Regions from separate parts of the Homo sapiens genome. Here region 2 is linked to region 1. The links are chromatin contacts, found by Hi-C or POLR2A ChIA-PET in ENCODE. All regions are on one chromosome and are shown on one strand. The core of a region is the stretch at or near the end of the contact, and the rest is flanking DNA. Distances in the headings are between cores, read along the strand shown. Region 1 overlaps PHACTR2 (phosphatase and actin regulator 2). Region 2 overlaps PHACTR2 (phosphatase and actin regulator 2).

Evidence for each region. A loop is a pair of places that touch in the nucleus more often than their neighbours do. ChIA-PET counts read pairs that join two places held with the same protein, here RNA polymerase II (POLR2A). Pooled maps may share reads with other maps.
Region 2: a loop to region 1 is called in a map of heart right ventricle, with 2.4 times the contacts of the local background. The contact joins two enhancer-like sites. A Hi-C loop is called at or near these places in 26 of 168 maps with a recorded cell type or tissue (Caco-2, HepG2, IMR-90 and 14 more) and 14 of 50 pooled maps. POLR2A ChIA-PET finds 5 or more read pairs at or near these places in 4 of 52 experiments (CD4-positive, alpha-beta T cell, HepG2, WTC11 and 1 more).

What each region holds. Positions count from the first base shown.
Region 1 is chr6:143,742,437-143,746,742 of GRCh38, reverse strand. All of the region lies in intron 2 of PHACTR2 (phosphatase and actin regulator 2), which reads right to left. Among named protein-coding and RNA genes, the nearest start is that of PHACTR2, 67 kb to the right of the region's middle. RefSeq lists enhancers at 1-31, 32-702, 2,044-2,713. Within about 2 kb of position 1,669, at least 20 of the 41 ENCODE cell types and tissues checked have a DNase peak (open chromatin) inside an H3K27ac peak, as active enhancers do; they include heart right ventricle, where a contact is called at or near this core.
Region 2 is chr6:143,698,873-143,702,877 of GRCh38, reverse strand. All of the region lies in intron 1 of PHACTR2 (phosphatase and actin regulator 2), which reads right to left. Among named protein-coding and RNA genes, the nearest start is that of PHACTR2, 23 kb to the right of the region's middle. Within about 2 kb of position 1,684, at least 4 of the 41 ENCODE cell types and tissues checked have a DNase peak (open chromatin) inside an H3K27ac peak, as active enhancers do; they include heart right ventricle, where a contact is called at or near this core.

The DNA.
Region 1 (4,306 bases), core at 420-2,919:
AACGGCAGGAAGCCAAAGAACACCCACAGTGACAGGTGGGACACTGCTGGGATTTTGCAGGTGCTTTAGAAGGACCTTGACCACTGCAGCCTCCTACGGATTGTAAAAGCCCATTCATGCTTGACTGGGCTCTGAGGGGTGGCGGGACTCTGTAGACCTCCTCCAACAGTTGTCTTGGCCTCCATTCCTGGGAACAGGCCCAGAGATTCACGGCTGTTCTGCCCTAAACTTAAGGATGAAGGTGGCAACTGCAAGAGCAAGTGCCGCTGGCCTAGGGATCGGGCCACATTCTCGCAAACCAAATGCACTGCCAATTCAGCATTCAATCACGGTGGCTGTCTTCCTAACCGGCCCTTTGCTCATAAGAAACAAAACTTTTACTGGTTTGCTGCTTCTTTAAAATTGCCCAAAACACAAAATGGCTGCCAGGAGTCCTGGATTCTAGTCCTTGAATTCCTACAACTTGTTGAGTGACCCTGGGCAGTCATTTTGAGTTCCTGGGCCTCTAATCCATTATCTGTAAAATAAGGGACACAATTCAAGGATCACTAAGGACAATTCATCCAGCTCAAATGCTGAGTGATCCTGTGTCATTAATCGAGGCTGTCTGTAATCTCTGCTCGGGCACCTTTTAAAACGTTCGTTCTTGCACTAAAAAATCATCCGATAGCCTGAAACATACCAGGTTTCTTATTCTGCCTTTCCATTATGGATCCCGGAGGATTCTTTAGTTTTAGTTTTGAGTTTTGCTTAAATTCTAACTTAGTCTCAGCTAAAAATTCCCCCTTTCTTCCTTGTAAACTAAAAATTCCCCCTCTTTCTTCCTTGTAAACTCTGGAGCTTTGAAGCAGCAGCCTTGGCTTCCTGCCAAGAATCAAAACCAACAGCTTTGTTCTTTTGCTCTACCTCCTATAAACAGGCTCTGATAGGAAAATGCCGTTGGCTATTTGTTTGGTCTTTCGCTGAGAGCGTATTTAACACACAATGCGGATACCTCTGTACAGGGCCAATGAGAACAAACTGCAGGCGACCGAGCACGGAAAGTATGTTGCTGGGGCACAACATTCCAACCACCGCTCTCACAGCAGTACAAGTATCTCATTCTTCACCTTTTAAAATATTTGCCTCTTGTTTATATAGTGCCTGCATGTTTGCAGAGCACATTCACTGGACACTTTTTCATGGGCTCAGAGGGGGTTTGCATTGCAATGAATCTGAGAGGTCATTCTAGTCCAACACACCGCACAAAGCAGGGGCTGTCTCAGAATATTCCTGAGATGTGCTCACCTGCTTAAAATCATTCAGAGGGAAGATGCTCACTTTAAGGCGCAACCCACTTCAGTATCGATCACCCTCATTTTGAGGAAGGTATTCCAGAGAAGGAGTCAAATCGCACTCCCTGTAACTTCTGCGCATCAATCTAACCCAAGCTCTCTGTAGCTCCGGACTAAAGTCAGTTGTTTGTGAGCAGAAAACGGCAGCAGTCGGCTCCAGGTCATCACTGAGAGCCTGCTGTTATTGCAGCCTGCTCGAATCTGATCCCAAGTATCCCACCAGCTGCTCTTTGACTTTGAAGCTTACACCAATCTATGCACAGAAATCTATGCACCACAGCTACAGCACAACCAAGATACTGCCAGGGAAGACGCTAGTGGGGCACAGGTCGCTGAATGTCGTAGCTGAATACAGTAGCTAAGGTGTCTCCATGAAAAGTATTATCGCCAGTTGAGTAAATAAATGACTCATGGCCTCTCACTTTTATCCCAACTGGAAAAGCATAAGAGCTTTTTTTATACCAAGATCAAACAAAGCCATGATTTCTGTTTCACTCTGCATTGGGCTAATTGATGTTTTGACAGTTCAATTCTGATAACAGCAGCGCACACTCTAATTCTCTCTGGGAAGTGAAGGAAACACTGCCCTGTATTTTCCTGACTTCAGGCTTATACTCTGGTAATCTTCCAAAAACTTCCCATGGCTGCCCATCTTACTTCCAACAATCCCTGAACTCACCGCAGCCCCTTAGGCTGTCCCGCCTCCCACGTGCCTGGCTCCTAACCACTTCTTTCTGGCTCTTGGCTTCAATTTCTTGGGGCCCTGCATGGTGGCCTCTGTCCTTCCCAGGAGGCCATATCCCCAGACAACTGCTAGACTCACTCCATCCTGTCCCACAAGTCTCTGCTCAAAGGTCACCTTAGTGGAAGTCCCTTCCCTGAACTCCTGATGTAGAATGGCTATTCCCCTTCCCAACTTTATCTCTTCTTTCCCTGCAAAACCCATCGTCACCTCCTAACATGTGTAAGTATAATCTCATTGAGAACCAAAATTCTGTTTTGCTTACTGCTGTGTCCCCAACGTTGACTTGCAGGCTGTTGGCTTTGAAAAAATATGTGTATTTGTTGAATAAAAGAAAATAGCTAATCATGAGAATGGTATTGTTTCTGCCCCTTCCCAGTCCTCAATTTGGGAAAAAGCAAGTGAGGCTTGTGGCAAAACCCTGAGCGACAAGAATCTTCTGTCTTCTCCCTCCTTAATTCTTGGCTGGGCCAGTCCTAGGGAAAAAAATTCTCAACCTTCTGTCCTATGGATGATCTGAAAAAGTCTCTGTATGCACTGAAGAAGGGAGCTCACAGTCTGTAGACGACAAACACCAGCACCTAGCAGGGTGTAGTACACGACTGGGCTCCTCATAAATTAGAAATGATTTATGATGTCCTTCTGGGCATGGAGAGGTAGCTGTGGAGCTGCACTCAGGAAAAGAGGCTGGAGCATATGCCGCTGGCTTTTTTCTGCGGATACTTGGCTGGGATTTCATATTACTCTGGAAATATCTGTGAGAGTAAATCTTGTAGTCAACAAGTCACTTGTGTTTTTCTTTGGCGAGGAAAGAGAGTCCTAATTCTCAATTCTAACACCATTTAATGACTGGACAAAATAGAAGAGCAAATAGAAGACTATTAAATAAGCGTGCCATGCTATCTTCTCAGTTCTGAGTACTGAATGGCCTCACTGTAAAACTGTGACAGAAACACACAAAACCACTTGTCTTGTGTTGAAAGTGTTCTACAAGAGCCTGGCTCGGCTTTGCCCCTCTTCAATAGCAGTTGCAGAAAACAGAATGTCAGAAAATGGTCTGCTTTTAACAAGATCTTCACTAAGGCAGAGCTAAGTCATTTAAAGAAACAACCGCTTCAATGCCACCCAACAGGACATTTGCAAAAACCTTCCAAAACATCCCAAGAATGTACAGCAGAGATACAAAGCCAACATCCCCACCTAAAAACACTCAGGGGTCTGGCGATTTTTTTGTTTATCTGCTCCAGCCACTCCCCTACTAAAGAATTCTACAGTCTGTGGAACCAGCTGGACTTGGAACGGCAGCCAAGCTTTACAACCCGTCCCAGCGAACCATTTTTCCCATCACTTTCCTTCCATCTCTTTTTTGCAAGCCTGGTGTTAAAGTCAAACTTTACTTCTTGCCATTTCCTAAACATCTGCGGTTCTTCAGCTCCATTCCTTCATGTATTGTTCCTTCTTCCTAGAATTTAGACTGTTTCCCTATCCCTCTCGGGTGAAATCTACCCTAAAATGTTAAGTTCTCTTCACACAGTAGCTCTGCATGGAGATCTCACTATCCTGATGGGCTAGAACTTTGTGTTCCAAAAGCACTTTCAACCAACTTCTCTGTGCCTCAGCGTCCTCATCTGCAAAATGGAGAGATAGCAACTACTTTCCTGGTTCTTTTGGAGACTAAATAGGTTAAACCAAGTAAAATACTGAGACCAGTACCTAGGATCTAGAAAGCATTCAATACATATTAGCTATTAACTATTATTTCTGTTATAGCACTTACTAAGTTGTTCATTACTAAATTCATGTGTATGCGATTGCATAATCACATGATTCTAGTCTAAGCCTTCTGAGGGATGTCGTGTTTATCATGTCATTCCCATAATGCCCAAAATAATATATCGCACAGAGTAGATATTGGGGACCTAAGTGTCTTTTTGGGGGGAAGGAGGAAAGGCATGTCTAGCATCCTCTTCTACTTCTTTTAGAAATGGCCTTCCTGACATTTTTCCTTTGGGAAGCCACATTCCCCCTCTCTTAGTCCATGTTATTTGTAGAAGGCTAACCTCATCCCTGGGCACAAGGCTCTTGGGCTCCTGGGCTTATCCAATCAGAGCCCAGTTTCTCCCTGGCACTGGTGACTGGTTCAGAGAGGGACACATGCTCAAGTTGCAGAAATAAGATCCAGGCCCAAAAAATTTGCTGGAACAATAGGAAAGCAAGGCTTTCTCTTTCT
Region 2 (4,005 bases), core at 435-2,934, 44 kb after region 1:
TGATGTTGCCCTGAAGCCATGATAAATTAGAATTTCACCGAAGCAAGATTAAAGGTAGAGCAGTAGTTTATTTTCTGTAAAAAAAAAAAAAAAAAAAAAAAAAAGTTGTATATATATTCTTACAATGCATATTAGAGCACTCAGTAGTTCTGAGCAATGTAATTTATAAAAGCACTGGGTTACAGTGTTATCCACCATGGGACAACTATCATGTTTAGTACTTTCACATTATGCTATATATTAAAGCCCTATATATAAGGAAACTGGGAGCCAGGAAGGCTATCTGGCTTCCCAAATTGTTAACTAGTGAAAGAGATAAGAGTCTAGGTCACCTGATTCCTGATCCAGGCTTATTTCCCACTATACCAGGCTGTCTCCATTGGCATATGATAGCTAAACTCATGGTGAACCAGCAACACTCCTAGTAGCTCTAAAATAGCAGTAAGACTATTTGTAAAAAACAAAAAAGCAGGCTGGGTGCCGTGGCTCACGCCTGTAATCCCAGCACTTTGGGAGGACGAGGCGGGCAGATCACAAGGTCAAGAGATCGAGACCATCCCGGCCAACATGGTGAAACCTCATCTCTACTAAAAATACAAAAAATTAGCTAGCTGTCGTGGTGCGCACCTGTAGTCCCAGCTACTCTGGAGGCTGAGGCAGGAGGATCGCTTGAACCAGGAAGGCGGAGGTTGCAGTGAGCCAAGATCATGCCACTGCAATCCCTTCTCAAAAAAAAAAAAAAAAAAAAAAGCAAAGAAGACATTGCACAATCAGGACAAGCAATAAATCTGTGTTATTGTTCTGGGTTTTGACCACCCAACTGGGATGGTAAACTGTAAGCCAAGAAGAGAGTTGGAGCCTAGTTCCAACTCTGCTACTTAATCAGCCCTGTGACCTTGTGCTAGGATCCCAATTTTTCATTGCTGAAATTAGGAGACTAGGTTAAATGATCTCTAGGCTCCTTTCCAACTTTAAAAATTCTATGACTTCATATTGCTTTGTGCTGAGTGTATCAGTCTTGTAGGTCACATTAAGACCTATTCTATTACTTGATATTTTATTATGCTAAAAAAAGGACCTGTTCTAAGTGCTTTATCAATACTGCCTCTTTCATCATTACTACAACCCTGCGAAGTAGTTGCTATTAGTATTCCCATTTTATAGATGAGGAAGTTGAGGCTGAGAGACCAAGCAACTAGCAAGATCCCACAGCTGGTAAGCAGGATTTAAACTCAGGGAGTTTACCTCCCAAGTATTCCCTGTACAAAAATGGGGAGGAGGGTAGTGGGTGGGAGTGGATTTTTATTTTAAGATAAGGCAAGAGATAAACCCTAATGAGTAGTAACTCAATTCAACTCCCAGCCACTTATTGGGCTAATCCAAGGAGTTAGGGTAGGTACTGTTTTGCTGTCTAAAACAATGCCCAGTGTCATCACGGTTAATTTCACGCTGGCGGCAGGCAGTGTACTCTATACTTTATACTGACTAAAGTAATTTGATTGTACAGAATCCTTATTTATCATAATATTAATTTTAGAAGTTTGATACTATCAATTTTTAAACTTGTTTTTTTAACAGAGGCAGACATTATTTTTAAACTCCCAGAGGGAAAAGCTACTAAAGACTTCCATCTGCCTGCAAGCACTGACAGAGAATTCCAGAGTTTAAACTTGTGGCCAACAGGCCTGCAGAACGAATATGTTTGTGCAGCTGCATGACATCCTGATTCACTGACATGAACAACATCCCCTAGACTTGCTACAGGATATTTAACAGATTAAATAAAGTCGCTCTTATTTGGGGTTTACAGAAATTCTGATTGAGTAGGCAAAGGGCCACTTTGCTAATGGAAAAATCAATTTTAATGTAAATAAAAGCATTTTACGTTTTGAATGCCACTGTTATCGCTACAAGGGAAGGGTTGTCTCTATGAACAGATAGGATGACTGCTTAGGAATAGCAAGATGTCGCTACAGAGAGGAAAAACGTGACAGGAATCAACCAACAACCTATCTTGTTCCCCGTAGATGTTAGTCATATACAACAACTCCCGGAGTCTGAAGTGGAGCAGGTCATGGTGTGTAGAGTGTGTGCTGTGTTTGTGAAAAGGAAGAAAAAGCTGATATATCCCCAATGGACAATCTGCCAAGTGAAAGAATTTCAACTCATCCATGATAGGATAATGATCACCCTGTTCATGCTGGGAATGTGCGTCAGCACAGAACTTTAGGGGAGAAGCTGGTAGACCTTATATATAATTTGTGAAATAAAATATACTGAAATATCACAGTTCTCCTCTCGCCCCCCCTCCCCACTGCCCCCAATCAATGGAGTCTCGTTCTGTCACCCAGATGGAGTGCAGTGGTGAGATCTCAGCTCACTGCAACCTCCGGCTCCTGGGTCCAAGTGATTCTCTTGCCTCAGCCTCCCGAGTAGCTGGGATTACAGGTGCATGCCACCATGCCTTGCTAATTTCTGTATTTTTAGTAGAGACGCGGTTTCACCATGTTGGCCAGGCCAGTCTCAAACTCCTAAGCTCAAGTGATCCGCCCACCTCAGCCTCCCAAAGTGTTTGGTTTACAGGCATGAGCCACCGCGCCTGGCTGAAATATCACAGTTTTTAAGTAAGGGGCTAAATTTTGTTTCAGACAAAATTATGAAAAAATTCCCATTGAGGATGAATGTAACACAAATATTATTAAAATAACACATTAAATCTAGACCAATATATTTAAGTCGAAAGGCTGGTGGATAAATAAAAGCCCAGAGAATATATATAATGTGACTAACGTTCTCTCTATGTCCAAGAGCCTCCTGGCAGTCATACAGGGTCCCCAAGGCCGGTATCTGTGGAGAGACCGTGGCCACATGTAGTATCCCGGACAATCTCCCCAAGGCAGACATGAAACCTGCAGGCATGTACTATGGAAAACAGGATGCTGGGAGATCCATCCCATGGAGAAGAATTTATGTCAATTAGTCATACGGAGTCCCCAAGGCTCCCAGATTTACGTCCTTATAGCTCAGTTAAGAGATGACTGCAGCAACCCAGGCATCTGAACTTGGAGAGAAGGAGCGAAAAGGGACTGGAAATGATGGATGATCTGAGGGACACTGAGGAGAAAGAAGAGAGGAGTCTGAGGAACTGCCTGAGAACTCCATGGCCTGAACCTCTACAAGGGTATGGCTGGATGTCAAGAAGAGAGAAGATTTGGAGGAGAGACCTTTAGCTTGTATTCAGGCACCATGAACTTCAGGTGCTGGCAGAACATTCAAGGGAAGATGTCCAACGGACAGTCAGAAATGCATTACTGGCACTCTAGCAAGAAGCTGGAGTTGAAGTTATTTGGTGGAGTCTTCTAAACAAAAGCAGCTGTTGAGGACCAGGGGTAAACTCCTAGAGAATGATTACATTTAGGAGCAAGTGGGCTTTGCACAATAAAGAACGTTGAACTCCTTTGGCATTGAGAATGAACAAGTAAAGAAAAAGGTTTTGTTTGCTGTTTGTTTTAAGTTCATAAAGTGTGAAGGACACTCAAGCAGGTTCATGGGCTGAGGAGAAGGAGCCCTGGGTGTCGGGGTGTTGAAGATGCAAGAAAGAAGAAGGGCTGCAGAGCTGCACCAGCCAGGATGTCAGACCAGCCACACGGGGACTGCATGGGGACTGAATTCCTTCAGGTCATAGCGAGATTTGGGGTGGAGAGGGAGAGTCTGAACTTCATCCAGTGAATATGAGGAAATGACCAGGAAGTCAGGAGATGACAGCACCAAAGAAATGTGAAGGAAAACTCAGCAGACGGCACCTACCTCAGATGAGGGCATGCACAAGACTGGACGCAAAATGAGCAGGGAATAGCACTGGGGAGTTGATGCAATGTCAGCGCCCCCTGTGATAGGAGAGGTAAAGGACAACAGAGCCACCATTGAAGAGAATTACCAGGGCAACAGTGTTGCCAAGGAGACCCAGGGTTCGGACAATCCAAGGGAGAGGAGGAAGGAGATATC